Regions from separate parts of the Homo sapiens genome. Here region 2 is linked to region 1. Evidence: chromatin contacts called from ENCODE Hi-C or POLR2A ChIA-PET data. All regions are on one chromosome and are shown on one strand. The core of a region is the stretch at or near the end of the contact, and the rest is flanking DNA. Distances in the headings are between cores, read along the strand shown. Region 1 has its middle 22 kb from the start of ACYP2. Region 2 holds the start of CHAC2 (ChaC glutathione specific gamma-glutamylcyclotransferase 2).

Region 1 (7,424 bases), core at 3,032-5,531:
ACTTACTGAGTCCTGCAATGCATGAGACACTGTGTAGACACTTTAGGGAAATGAAGAGAACAGATCAAAGTCCCTGTCCTCATGGAGCTCACATTCCCATCAGGGGAAAGAGACAACAAACCATAGACATAGTAAGTTATAATATGTAGAAGTGGGTAAGTGCTGTGAGGAAATAAGTGGGTTAAGAAGGACCAGGAGTGGGGCCAGAGCTGTAGTTTTAAATAGCAAGTGCAGGGAAGAGCTCATTGAAAAAGGTAACCTTGGAACAGAGACTCGGAGGAGGTGAAAGATATTATAAACCCTTTTGAATTATTGCTTTTTAATTATGTTCATGGATTACTTTGCTAAAAATAATTGAAAAAGATTCCTTTAAAATAAAATATTTCAGGCTGGATGTGGGGGCTCATGCCTGTAAGGCTAGCACTTTGAGAGGCTGAGGCAAGAGGATTGCTTGAGGTCAAGAGTTCAAGACCAACCTGGCCAACATAGCAAGACCCCGTCTCTATTTTTAAAAAACAGATTAGCTCCCCCTCCCCCTCTCCCTCTCCCCACGGTCTCCCTCTCCCTCTCTTTCCACGGTCTCCCTCTGATGCCGAGCCAAGGCTGGACTGTACTGCTGCCATCTCAGCTCACTGCAACCTCCCTGCCTGATTCTCCTGCCTCAGCCTGCCGAGTGCCTGTGATTGCAGGCGCGCGCCGCCACACCTGACTGGTTTTCGTATTTTTTTGGTGGAGACGGGGTTTCGCTGTGTTGGCCGGGCTGGTCTCCAGCTCCTAACCGCGAGGGATCCGCCAGCCTCGGCCTCCCGAGGTGCCGGGATTGCAGATGGAGTCTGGTTCACTCAGTGCTCAGTGGTGCCCAGGCTGGAGTGCAGTGGCGTGATCTTGGCTCGCTACAACCTCCACCTCCCAGCCGCCTGCCTTGGCCTCCCAAAGTGCCGAGAGTACAGCCTCTGCCAGGCCGCCACCCCGTCTGGGAAGTGAGGAGCATCTCTGCCTGGCCATCCATCGTCTGGGACGTGAGGAGCCCCTCTGCCTGGCTGCCCAGTCTGGAAAGTGAGGAGCGTCTCTGCCCGGCCGCCATCCCATCTAGGAAGTGAGGAGCGTCTCTGCCCGGCCACCCATCGTCTGAGATGTGGGGAGCGCCTCTGCTCCGCCGCCCCGTCTGGGAGGTGAGGAGCGTCTCTGCCCGGCCGCCCCGTCTGAGAAGTGAGGAGCCCCTCCACCCGGCAGCCGCCCCGTCCGAGAAGTGAGGAGCCCCTCCGCCCAGCAGCCACCCCGTCTGGGAAGTGAGGAGCGTCTCCGCCCCGCAGCCACCCCGTCCGGGAGGGAGGTGGGGGTCAGCCCCCCGCCCGGCCAGCCGCCCCGTCCGGGAGGGAGGTGGGGGGGTCAGCCCCCGCCCGGCCAGCCGCCCCATCCGGAGGAGGTGGGGGGGTCAGCCCCGCCCGGCCAGCCGCCCCATCCGGGAGGAGGTGGGGGCCAGCCCCCCGCCCGGCCAGCCGCCCCGTCCGGAGGTGAGGGGCACCTCTGCCCGGCCGCCCCTACTGGGAAGTGAGGAGCCCCTCTGCCCGGCCAGCCGCCCCGTCCGGGAGGGAGGTGGGAGGGTCAACCCCCTGCCCGGCCAGCCGCCCCGTCCGGGAGGTGAGGGGCGCCTCTGCCCGGCCGCCCCTACTGGGAAGTGAGGAGCCCCTCTGCCCGGCCAGCCGCCCCGTCCAGGAGGGAGGTGGGGGGGTCAGCCCCCCGCGCGGCCAGCCGCCCCATCTGGGAGGGAGGTGGGGGGGTCAGCCCCCCACTCGGCCAGCCGCCCCGTCCGGGAGGGAGGTGGTGGGGTCAGCCCCCCGCCCAGCCAGCTGCCCCGTCCGGGAGGGAGGTGGGGGGGTCAGCCCCCCGCCCAGCCAGCCGCCCCGTCCGGGAGGTGAGGGGCGCCTCTGCCCGGCCGCCCCTACTGGGAAGTGAGGAGCCCCTCTGCCCGGCCACCACCCCGTCTGGGAGGTGTGTCCAACAGCTCCTTGAGAACGGGCCAGGATGACAATGGCGGTTTGGTGGAATAGAAGTGGGGGAAAGGTGGGGAAAAGATTGAGAAATCGGATGGTTGCCGTGTCTGTGTAGAAAGAAGTAGACATGGGAGACTTCGTTTTGTTCTGTACTAAGAAAAATTATTTTGCCTTGGGATCCTGTTGATCTGTGACCTTACCCCCAACCCTGTGCTCTCTGAAACATGTGCTGTGTCCACTCAGGGTTAAATGGATTAAGGGCGGTGCAAGATGTGCTTTGTTAAACAGATGCTTGAAGGCAGCATGCTCGTTAAGAGTCATCACCACTCCCTAATCTCAAGTACCCAGGGACACAAACACCGCGGAAGGCCGCAGGGTCCTCTGCCTAGGAAAACCAGAGACCTTTGTTCACTTGTTTATCTGCTGACCTTCCCTCCACTATTGTCCTATGACCCTGCCAAATCCCCCTCTGTGAGAAACACCCAAGAATGATCAATTAAAAAAAAAAAGGAAGTTTAAAAAAAAACAGATTAAAAAATAATAATAAAATACAATAAAATATTTTGCCTGGCCATGGTGGCTCACACCTGTAATCCCAGCATTTTGGGAGACTGAGGTGGGCGGATCACTTGAGGCCAGAAGTTTGAGACCAGTCAGGCCAACGTGGTGAAACACCATCTCCACAAAAAATACAAAAATTAGCTGGGCGTGGTGGCACATGCCTGTAGTCCTGGCTACTTGGGAGGCTGAGGTGGGAGGATTGGTTGAGCACAGGAGGAAGAGGCTGCAGTGAGCCGAGATGGTGCCACTGCCTTCCAGCCTGGGCGATAGAGCAAGACAATGTCTCAAACACACACACACACACACACAACTGGGCCGGGCATGGTGGCTCACACCTGTAATCCCAGCACTTTGGGAGGCCGAGGTGGGTAGATCACCTGAGGTCAGGAGTTCGAGACCAGCCTGGCAAACATGTGAAACCCCGTCTCTACTAAAAATACAAAAAAATTAGCTAGGCATGGTGGCACATGCCTCTAATCCAAGCTATTTGGTAGGCTGAGGCAGGAGAATTGCTTGAACCTGGGAGGCGAAGTTTGCAGTGAGCCGAGATGGCACCACTGCACTCCAGCCTGGGCAACAGAGTAAGACTCTGTCTCAAAAAAAAAAAAAAAATTTTTTTTCTCCCCACCATGTCTTCTTCTCTGCCTACCAAAATCTTCCTTTCTTTTGCAAGCCAACCATGAGTGATCCTGCCTTCATGAGGCCTTTTTCATCCACAGCCAGAATTAACCACTTTTTTGTAGTTTTTGTACATTGCCAGTATCTCTAACATGTACTTCATTCTCCTAAGTAGGACAGCTCTTCATAGCTTTACTAAGCATTTTACTTTTCATTATTTTATTTACACTTCACAATGATACTGAGTGGGTTTGTTTGTTTGTTTGTTTGTTTGTTTGTTTTTTGAGACAGAGTCTCGTTCTGTCACCCAGGCTGGAGTGCACTGGCATGATCTCAGCTCACTGCAAGCTCTGCCTCCCAGGTTCATGTCATTCTCCTGCCTCAGCCTCCGGAGTAGCTGGGACTACAGGCGCCCACGACCACGCCCGGCTAATTTTTTGTATTTTTAGTAGAGACGGGTTTTCACCGTGTTAGCCAGGATGGTCTTGATCTCCTGACCTCGTGATCCACCCGCCTCGGCCTCCCGAAGTGCTGGAATTACAGGCGTGAGCCACCACGCCCGGCCAAGTGGTTTTTATTTAATATCATTGTTATTCCCACTTGACAGATGAGAAAACTAAGTCTCTAAAAGAGGAAGTGACCTGTACCCAGACACAGAAACAGCACCTGAATTCTAGGCCACATCCTCTGAATCAAACATTATTACTTCTCTCTGCCTCACTCACTACCTCTTTATCATTAGTTGTTTCCAAAAGTCTTGTTTTAATGTTAAAATTAGATTTGAGTCAAAGTACTATTTGCATACGATATTAATTTCGGTAGTTGAGAAAATCTTAGAAGGAAAAGCAAATCTCCCACCTAATCAATCTGCAGTCACATTTTGCAGAGACAATATTCTTTTCAATATTTCTACTTTTAGTTCTTCCGGCAGTTGTCTGTGTAACTCTAGAGAATATGCTTACACCTTTACATATTGATTTTTATCACCCTTAGATATTATCTGCTGACTTCCTCCTGTGAAGGGGGAGGACTTAGCTCATTTGCATTGCCCTAATGTCTTAGGTTAGGTTCCCTGGGAAACTGACTCTCAGGCAGAGACTTACATGTAGGAGGCACACAACTCTGGAGCAGTGAAGGCAGCAGAATTGAGCTGCAGGAGGAGTTTACCTGCTGTGCAGTCGACAATAGAAGCCTCAGCCCAACCAGTGGGAGCTCAGAGCTCACTTCAGAGTTGTCTACTCTGAACGATTGTACCCCACCATCAATGGGTCGTTGGATGCAGCCTGGGGCACATAAACTTAGAAAGCCAACTCTCTTTGGCTGAGGACAATTCTAAAAGAACTCAAGGTAGGTTGTCAAGCAGCCAGTACTTCTGGCAGCCAGAGAATGAACATCATGGTCCTAAAGTGGGGATCTGAGCAGAGCACCATGGCATGCATCACTGTACACCCTCTATGTCACTGGAACCCACCTGCTTCTATAGTAAGTTCACCCCATTTGAAATTAGCTACCCTGGATTTCTGGTTGGTTCCATTAGGAGAACCTTACTAGAATGTCAGGGGGCCAAGTTACAGTCTTTCCCTCTGTAGCTGCTCTCAAAGCCACTTCTGAGACACTCCATTTCCCTCTTCCACTACCAATTCTAGATTCCCCTCACCCTCACCTAGCACCTATGCTGCTCTAGATGGCTTAACTGGTGGATGATTCCATTCCTCATCCCTGATAAATCTTAGCCCTTTGTCACCCAACCCTGTTCCAAGGCTGATTATAGGATAACATAGGTTGGCTACATTGTTCACTTACCATCACAACTGGGCAGGAGAGAAAGAAGAGCTGCTCCTACGGATCAGCGGAGTGTCAAATATATTCTTCTCTGTCCCACCATGAAGCAGAAATCCCAACTTCTCCTGATTATCAGGATCCATTTTTCCTGCTGAAATGTGGTTCCTGTCCCTATTCTTCCCTCTTTCATAACCCACTTGTAAATGAAAGTGCCTATAAGACAGCTCTATTCCATTGTTCCCCAGCACTGCAAATTCAACATCTTCAAAACTGAACTGACATTTTTTTCCCTTCCTTAAACTGCTCTTTCTTCTTCAACCATCCAGTACCTCTGCTGGAAACCTGGTTCATCTTTGGGTCCTCCAACTCCCTCACCCTCTATAGCTGCCTTATAGCTCTGTAAAGTCTCCCTCCTAAATGGCTTTTAAATCAGCCTCACTCTCTTTCCCCACAGTTGCTGCCCTTGTCTGGGCACCCCTCCTTTCTCACACGGACTATTACAAACACTTTCTTTCTCCAGTCTTGCTCGTACTCCTCCCACCAGCATCTCTGAGGTATAAAAATGAGAAACAAAGAGACCTGGAACTAGAAATGTCTCTATCTAGAGCGACATTTAAAATCAAGAGAGTTGGCTGGGGTTAGTGGCTGACGCTTGTAATCCCCGCACTTTGGGAGGCCGAGACGGGTGGATCACTTGACATCAGGAGTTCGAGACCAGCCCGACCAACATGGCAAAACCGCATCTCTACCAAAAACACACAAATTAGCCGGGCATGGTGGCACACAACTGTAGTCCTAGCTACTCAGGAGGCTGATGCAGAAAAATTGTTTGAACCCAGGAGATGGAGGTTGCAGTGAGCCGAGATCGTGCCACCACTCCAGCCTGGGTGACAGAGTGAGACTCTGTCTCAATAAATAAATAAATAAATAAATAAATAAATAAATAAATAAAATCAAGAGAGTGAGATGTGCTCTAAGAGGGACTTGAAGAGAAAAGAGATAAGGGCATCTGCAGAGGCCATTAAAGAAAAAAATAGCCCTTTTGTTATTTACCTTCATGGATATAAAATGCTTATGCTGCAACATTTTTTCTCATCTTTTTTCCATGTTAGAAAGTATATATTGATTTCCTACTATTTTGGAAAATGAGGATTTAGCTTTCTTCCTGTGTTCCCCACCCCAATATACACATGCTTTCCCCTGTCCTCCAACTTAGTTATAGTTTAGATGTACTAAATCAATATTCAGAGATTGCTTCTTTTCATTTGATAAATACTCCTTTGAGCTGCTTTGAAATGTTGAGTTAAGACATAAAATAACCCCTTTTGTCCTTTTAATCATTACAGGCAGGCTCTTGTAGGTGTTGAGAAACATTAGTAGAGTTTCTTCTCTGCCTATTTTAAAAATAGAAAAATGTATTTTAAATCAATCAACAATTATGTCAGCGTTCATTGTGTCCAAGGCAACATCATGGAAACAAAGATGTCTAGTGTAGAATTCCTACCCTCAAAGCACCAACATGTAGATGGTAAAATCATCCAAATACATGGAAAACAGGAACAAGTCTATGCAAGTGCTGCCTAACAGATCTCAAGAGTCAGAGGAAGAAGTCCCGTGCATGGAGTGGCCCAGGACAATGATACAGAGGAGGGGAACAGAGTTGAGGGATTTGATAAGCTGCAAAGGAAAATAGGGCAAAAGGCAAAGAGAAAGAGGAAGAGCGGTCCAGGCGTAAGAGAATCCTAGAGTACTCTAGGCAGGATTGGCAAAGGCAGGAAGGGAGGAAACACCGTTTCATTTTGTTTTGTTTTGAGACGGAGTCTCACTCTGTTGCCCAGACTGGAGCGCAGTGGTGCAATCTTGGCTCACTGCAAACTCCACCTCCCGGTTTCAAGCAGTTCTCCTGCCTCAGCCTCCTGAGTAGCTGGGAATCCAGGCGCACGCCACCCCGCCCAGCTAATTTTTGTATTTTTTTAGTAGAAACGGGGGTTCACAACATTGGCCAGGCTGGTCTCAAACTCCTTACCTCGTGATCTGCCCACCTCGGCCTCCCAAAGTGCTGGGATTACAGGCATGAGCCACTGCACCTGGCCGAAAACACTTTTTTGAGGATGCCAAGTAGCCCAGTTTCATGGCAAAAGAGGTTCATGCAGTAGAAAAGCAGGAGATAAAGGGGCAAGGCAGGGTGAGAGCAGAATGTGATAGGCTTGAATGCCAAGAAGAGGATTCCCAACATTTTCTCATCATCAAAGTTATTAGACAGTGAAGAACACATGGGCAAACTTTTTTTTTTTTTTGAGACGGAGTATCATTCTGTCGCTCAGGCTGGAGTGCAGTGGTGTGATCTTGGCTCATTGTAACCTGCATCTCCTGGGTTTAAGAGATTCACCTGACTCAGCCTCCTGAGTACTGGGATTACAGGTGCCCGCCACCATGCCCTGCTAATTTTGGTATTTTTAGTAGAGACGA
Region 2 (7,424 bases), core at 2,087-4,586, 330 kb after region 1:
AGAGGGCTTGACAAAGACATTGTTAGGCCACACCTCCAGAGTTTTTGATTCTGTAGGTCTGGAGCTGTCTAAGAATTTGCATTTGTAACAACTTTCCTGCTGATTTCAGAAATTGTTCTGGGGCTCATACTTTAAGAACCACTGCTACCAGGGGATATTAAGAGGTTTTAAGTGAGAGAGAATGAGTGATTTACACTTCTGAGTTATGAAGTGTTCTTACCTTTCTGTATATGGTAATGGTGCTTCAAGGTAGGCATTTCTTTTACATTCATAAATGAACTTTACTTTGCCCTATTTAAAGGTCAGTATTAGAACTGGCCTATTCGTGTAGTTCTTATATGGGACAATCAGACCACTTGTGTTCTAGGCAATTTTATTTTCCCATTTTGGTTTTAACACAGGTCAGTTAACAATATTATGGAAAGCTTCACTTTTTACTATTCAACTTGAGGTTGAAATGATATATTATGAAGCCAAAACAAGTTTTATTTGTTCTCCCATTTCAAAGACTGATAAAACAGTCTTTGCTTATAAATGGAAAGCCTTAGAGAAAGTCCAGACTTGGAATGTTCCATAATTTAAGGCACAAAGGTGACACCTATCAGTGCCTGCAAGCTTTTTTTTTTTTTTTTTTTTTTTTTAAATAAACTTCGTCCACGGAGTACCAAAGGCTGTATGTGTACTGATACCTTAACATCATTCATGGGAATGCTGAGTCATAAGCCACAATTTTACCTACTTGTATGCCCAATGTCTGGCACATAGCGAGCCTAAATCATCCAGGCATTTGTGTCATCTTTGTTGCTATTTCCTTTTAGTCTTCATCTGTTCGTATAGATAATTTGTAATCATGGAACACATGGGATTTTGGATTATGATTTCTCATTTAATTTTCCTGTTAGTCTTCTCATACATTTTAATAGTTGCATAATATTGTGTCATTGATGAACTATAAACGTTCCTGTGTTCTTGGACATTTAGATTTCTGACTTGTTTTCTTTTTAAGATGATGCTACAATGAGGATATATATATATTGGTGAGGGTCAAGTAGATAATGCCATATTATTTTCAATTTCAAAGTGAATTAGAAGTTATTTATGCATAGCTACTGTGTGCTGTGGAGAAGATGAAATCTTGATTCTTGGTTCCAGTAGCTTATATTGTCATTCTAGAATGCAAACTAACATGTGAAATAAATAGAGCTAAGATATGGGCTAAGATGTATGGTATTAAGTGCAGTTAGAATTCTGAGTCTTAGGTGATCAGAAAGACACCTTTTTTTAGCTCTTTTTTTTTGAGACGGAATTTCACTCTTGTTGCTCAGGCTGGAGTGCAGTGGCGCAATCTCAGCTCACCGCAACGTCTGCCTCCCAAGCGATTCTCCTGCCTCAGCCTCCAGAGTAGCTGGGACTCTACTGGCGTGCGCCACCACGCCCAGCTAATTTTGTATTTTTAGTAGACAGGGGGTTTCTCCATGTTGGTCAGGCTGGTGTTGAACTCCCGACCTCAGGTGATCCACCCGCCTAGGCCTCCTAAAGTGCTGGGATTATAGGCGGGAACCACCACGCCTGGCCAGCCCCTTTCTCCTTTTAAAGAATCACGGACTGTTGTGTTGACTAGGCAATTTCTAATCATCAGTCTATTCTGACAGCATACATATCTCAATGTGTTTTGTAACACACTGTACATTTTCGTCAAGACTAGTAAAGTATGTTGTTATAGCCACATACATAAATATTTAATACTTGGTCATTATAATTGGAGCCTGGGCTAAAGGTTTTCTTTTCGGAATGGCAATTTTAAATATTCATATCAAAACTGACAACTCTCAAACTCCTGGCCTCAAGCAGTCCTCCTGGCTCAAACTTCCGAAGTGTTGGGATCAGAGGCGTGAGCTACCGGGCCCAGCCAAAACTGACAACTCAGAAGCCATTTAATTTAGCTTAGTTCTTTAATGTCTTGAATATTGTTCTAGAACATTCTTGGAGATACTTTGGCCATGACATTTCTGTTGATCTGTAAATGTGCATTTATCCTAAGCCATTGCCCCTTTTCAGGTCACTGTGTCCAACATCCCAATAGGCCAGTATAGTCTACTTAAAAGCCAAGTTCTTAACTGACCAACTCTAGTTGAGATAGAATGGTTTCTAATTCAGGTTCTTTTCGTGATTTTAATCCCATGTCTCTCTTATGAGCAGGTGCAAACTACTTTAGCGCCTTGATCTTTTCCACTTTCCATTGACCAATTTCCAAATTATTAGTTACCTCAATCTTAGTTTTCTTTATGGATTAGTTGTTTTGTAGCCAGTACAAAGCTGATTTGCATAAGCAGTGAGCTGCTGCTAATTCTCTATACATATATTGAGATTAATGTCTTTGTAGGACTGACTGAAAAGTGAATCAATGAACTTACATTTCATATTATAATTATGAGAACCATCAAGAAAGTAACATTAAAATAATGCTGGATATAGTAATGAGTTTGGTACTATGTTATTCATATAACCAGAACTTCATTTAACTTCACTAGTACTGAAAACCAAAGTGAGTTCCTTAATAACCAGCGAAAATTTTGGAAACTCATTCTGCAATCCTGTGTGTCAGAAAATAAAACTTTTGAAAGATGTAAAGAAATCCTAGAAGTAACATGCACGTTTAATCGCAAGCTCATGAAAGTCGGCTAGAATGCAGAAATGCCAACAAATTTAATTGCTAAAAAGCTGAATTTGCAACTTGATTTACTATTTCAACTCTGTGGTGACATGAGCATTCATCTTCCCGCCAATGGGACTTTTTTTCTTTTGGCAGAGGTTGCAGAGAGATGGAGTCCCCATCTCCGCACTCAGCCTGGTGCGAGCTCGTGCGCCTGTGCCCGCGCTTCTCGCCGTCTCTAGAGACTAACCACCGGCATCTTAAGCAGCTTCGGAAGGAGTGCCCGGGCTGGGTTAGAGATGGCGGGCAGGTGGCAGGGAAAATCTACAGAAATGTTACCCCAAGCCATGTGCTTTGGCCCCATGAAGCGCTAAGGTGTGGTTCTCTAGGGTGTGGGTGCTGTGTGTGGAGTTGGGGAGCAGGGGTCAGGGGGCAGTAAGTGTGGGGAGCTGACCGGCGCCTCACCTTGCCGGGGACCCCGCGGTGGTCCGTGCTGCCCTGCCAGAAGCGCCTGCTGTAGTTGGTGATGTATCCGACCAGCTTGTCCTGATAGGGGAAATCCACCTTCCAGATCAGGGACCCGTAACCAAAAACCCACATCTTCTCGCGGCTCCTCTGCCCCAGTGGCCGTGAACCCTAGCTGTCGCCGCGCCGCCGGGGACTGAAGCCTCCGGTAAGCGAGTAACCGGCCGCGCGGGGCGCAGGCGCGATGGCCACTTGGGGCGCAAAGCGCACTGGGAGTTTAGATCCAGAAAGATTTTCCGAGCGGATCTCAGTCAGCTTTATTTTATTTCCTTGATTAGGGTGTCAAGAGGCATTGACCTTCGGTGTAGTAAGCAATGGATTCTTTTGCAGCATCCGTAAATCACCCTAACCTACCTTTAGTGCCCGTGTGCAGAAAACTACAATACCCACAATGCTTTTTGGAGCTATTTGGCTCTGAAATTGGAACTGGGCTTATTTCTAACGGGGCCGAGGAAGGAGAAAAGAGCAGGAGTCGTCACTCGTGTCCAGATACGGAGGCGGTGTACCAGCACCGCAGGTAGCAAAGCACCTAGAAACACGTTTTGTTCTGCTTTGGAAATTAGATTTTTGCCTATATAACAGCAGCCAGAGGAATGTAATTCATATTTGATTTTATGTCCTGAAAAAAAAGTCTTTTGCCTTTCAAATAAAAGCAGAAAGTTTACAATAGAAGTTTACGCTTGTGAAAGAGTAGCTGTCATTTCAATGGGAATTGTTTATATATTTAAATTTTACACAAATTTATTCATCTTTAGTATTATCATTGGCTTGTTCACAAAAGAGCAGGCAAATGTTCTTAACTTGGGGCCCCTGTAAAGGCTTTGGAAACGAGCTGGGGAACCTGAATTTGTATACAAAATTTGGGGTGTACACTTTTCTAGGGGGAAACTACAGCTTTCATGAGTTTCTCCAAGGGGTCAAGGATCCTAAAATTTTTTGAAGATCTGCTCATTAGAGCTCTTGCTGCAAAATATTGTTTAGGAAATTCGCTTGGACTATCATGGCTGTGTCTCTGTGTGTGAAAACAGAAACCTTACCAAGTGATTGTTCTTTCTTGAAGATTTTTATACCATGATCTTGAATGCTAAAACACTCAGATTCAAGGGGTATTATTTGTTTTCTTATAAAGAAATCAGCAGGAAGCTGCTACCAGACAAACAAACAAAAAAAAAAGCAAGTCTTTTCCTATTTTCTCTAAGTTGTGGTTTCAAATTGCCTGATATGGTTGCTAACCCTTCTTTTTTGAAAAATTTTGAATACACAGAAAACTCAGATAAAAAGAGTGTAATGACCAATACCTTTCATCTAGATCCAGTAATTACCATTTTGCACAGTTGCTGTACTTCCTTTTTACTTTATTTATACTTTTAAATGGAGAACATTTGAAGTTGCTTGTGTTATGACATTTTACTGCCACATACTCTACATGTGTCTCATAAGAATAAGGACATTCATCCTAGAACAAGTTCCCTAAAAAAAAAGAATAAGGGCATTCTCCTAATAACTGTGATGCCATTATCACATCTGAGAAAATTAACAATAGTTATGTAATCAAATAAGTATTCCATATCCAAACTGCTTCATAGAGTCACTAACAAGAAATTGTGTCTTCGAGAGAGTCACATGAGAGCTATACTGGACTCTGACTGGAGGGGAACTTGAAGTGAGCATTGGAGGGAGGTGATGATGTGGGCAAGAACTCTGTTAAGAACTTTCTGGGCTATGTAGGAAAACCGGGCTCATCTCTTCATGGTGTTCTCTGTTGGTTTCAGTATGCTCAGTCAGTGGGTCTATTTGGTCAAGCATAGAGAATCTGAGTGTTTAACCTCTTCTGGAAAGGACAAGCAGGTGCAGGAAGACTAGAATGACACCTATCTTTCACTGCTTTTCTGGCCTCTTTGGGTTTAGTTGTTTCCTATAGAGGGCTGTATATTGAGGCTGAGCATTGCTGGTAGTTGAATGGCCATCTCTGCATAATGTAGTGTACACTGGGGATTAAGCAGAGGTGCTCTTATCAATGGAGCACCAAAGAGGGTGCTCTTATCAATGGAGCACCAAAGAATGCGTTGTGGTGGGGTATGAACAGGAGCAGAAGCCTACTCCTCAAACATTTCCAGAGGAGGAAAGATAGAACACTTAAAAGTCCCTTCATGTTTTTAGTGGGAACCTTCCAAGGAATTCCAATCTGCCAAACAGAGAAACTTCCTGCTTTAGGCACCAGCAGAGACTGTGGCATGGCAGTCACTTTCTGTATTGTGGGCCCTTCTTCGTCAGTCATGTGAGAGATACTAGACAGGCCCACCGTGATTTGCTGACCTCTAGGAGTGAAGTGTTGTTTTATTGACTATAGTATTATCCTTCTACCTTGTTTTGTAGACTGGTCAAACAAATGGATTTTACAGAGGCTTACGCGGACACGTGCTCTACAGTTGGACTTGCTGCCAGGGAAGGCAATGTTAAAGTCTTAAGGAAACTGCTCAAAAAGGGCCGAAGTGTCGATGTTGCTGATAACAGGGGATGGATGCCAATTCATGAAGCAGCTTATCACAACTCTGTAGAATGTTTGCAAATGTTAATTAATGCAGGTAAAGTAAATTCAAGGTATGGAGGCTTTGCCTACAAGCTGGATTAATAAAACATAAAAAAGTATAATACATAACTTATTAACAGTAGTATTTGTTTCCCTTTCTATAGTCATAAAATAACTGCCTGAATTTATTTATTAAGGATAGTAAGATTGCCTGCCTTGGATTCAATTAGTATGATACTCTAGTTGGACATCTTATACGGAAGTGCCTCTGTCTGGCCTCTTTTTATTGACTGAGCTAGGTGATATGGGAGAAGTAGTCTGCTGTTTGAATTTAAGCATTTGGTAGTTACTGGTCATGTTTATTCTTTCTTCCTTTACCAAACAGAAAGAGCAATTGTACTGAAATTGAGGATGTGTTTTGATTGAATTAGTCTTTTTCTTTTTAAACACTTTTTAATACTTTTGGGAATTTTTACAACTACTTAGCATGAAACAAGATGCCTGCCTTCCTGATGCTTTTTCTTGTCAGAGGAAACAGATGACAAATATCTAAATAATTAAACAAGATAATTTAAAAAGGTAAAAGTGTTATGAAGAAAATAAAACAAAGTAGAGATAATAAAACAGATGGGATAGACAAAAATGGTGTGCTACTGCACATCTCTTTACATCTCTGCATTCAGTGACTTCATGCTTGGGATCGGCCATGGTAGGAGTATTTACACCACAGAAACAAGCCAGTGCTACAAACCAGTGCTATAAACTGGGCTTTCTTCCCTCTGGACAGCTAGTTATTAAATGTTAACCAGCACACTACTGAGTGAAGGTCATTGACTAAAGGCGAGATTCTGACATTTAGTATAGAGGGGGTAGGAAGAAAACAAATGGTGACTGAGCATTGCTTTGTGATAGTCATTGTGCCACATGCTCAATTTATCTTCTTTATCTAATATTTATAAAAATGGTGTTAGAGGCAGTATTATCCTCATTTTATTGGTGAAAAGACCAAGGCTCAGAGAAGTTGACTTGTAAAAGGTTACATAATAAACTAGGGTATTTGATTTGAACCCATTTCTCTGACTCTAAAGCCCTTTTTTTTCCTCTCATACCAAGCTTCTAACATTTAATTGAATGAATTTATAGCATTCAGTTAAAATGAGGTTGACTATAATACTCTGCATTGTAACACTCAGAACCAATTTCATTTCATTGATCGTGGAAATTCAGACCCTCTTTCCTGCATACTTGTCATCACCAGGTATAGGTCCTTAAAATATAAACTTCTGGGTCCATAGCCCATCAGAACTACTAATTTGTTACCTGCTGGACGGGAAAGGAAATAATCTTTACATTGTTTTTGGTAGTGGTAGGTGTTTTTTTTGTTGTTGTTGTTTTGTTTTTTTCTTTTTTTTGTCTTAACAGGTAAGAGATGGTAAGGCTAAACTTCCTAAATCATAATGCAGGAAATTTGTCATGATTGTTTTTAAAATCACATGTTCAAGTGTCTAGTGTCTATTATAGTTGAGTGTTTGAAGATAGTGGAAAAATAGATGTTATTCCTCTAATTTCAAACGCTTAAGATATGTTTTCAGAATCTGTTTGAAGTTAACTATAAAGCTTGAGTTCCCAAACTATTTTTAGTAACAAAGACATGAGTTTGAATATCCTTTTCTAGGCAAAAAGCTCATTTCCAATATACTGTTACATCTCTTCTTC

What was found. A loop is a pair of places that touch in the nucleus more often than their neighbours do. ChIA-PET counts read pairs that join two places held with the same protein, here RNA polymerase II (POLR2A). Pooled maps may share reads with other maps.
Region 2: a loop to region 1 is called in a map with no recorded cell type, with 2.9 times the contacts of the local background. The contact joins the promoter of CHAC2 here to the enhancer-like site in region 1. A Hi-C loop is called at or near these places in 1 of 168 maps with a recorded cell type or tissue (OCI-LY7), 7 of 37 single-sample maps with no recorded cell type and 4 of 50 pooled maps. POLR2A ChIA-PET finds 5 or more read pairs at or near these places in 3 of 52 experiments (OCI-LY7, T-cell and activated B cell).

The regions. Positions count from the first base shown.
Region 1 is chr2:54,089,973-54,097,396 of GRCh38, reverse strand. It overlaps a transcript of ACYP2 not described here. Among named protein-coding and RNA genes, the nearest start is that of ACYP2, 22 kb to the left of the region's middle. RefSeq lists an enhancer at 1,910-2,605. Within about 2 kb of position 4,281, at least 4 of the 41 ENCODE cell types and tissues checked have a DNase peak (open chromatin) inside an H3K27ac peak, as active enhancers do; they include OCI-LY7, where a contact is called at or near this core.
Region 2 is chr2:53,763,716-53,771,139 of GRCh38, reverse strand. CHAC2 (ChaC glutathione specific gamma-glutamylcyclotransferase 2) reads right to left here and starts at 3,336. Exons shown (of 3, transcript NM_001008708.4): 1 at 3,119-3,336. The coding sequence starts at 3,253. ASB3 (ankyrin repeat and SOCS box containing 3) reads left to right here. Exons shown (of 10, transcript NM_016115.5): 2 at 5,555-5,763. The coding sequence starts at 5,568. It overlaps GPR75-ASB3 (GPR75-ASB3 readthrough), which reads left to right. Exons shown (of 10, transcript NM_001164165.2): 2 at 5,555-5,763. RefSeq lists enhancers at 2,805-2,994, 3,015-3,364.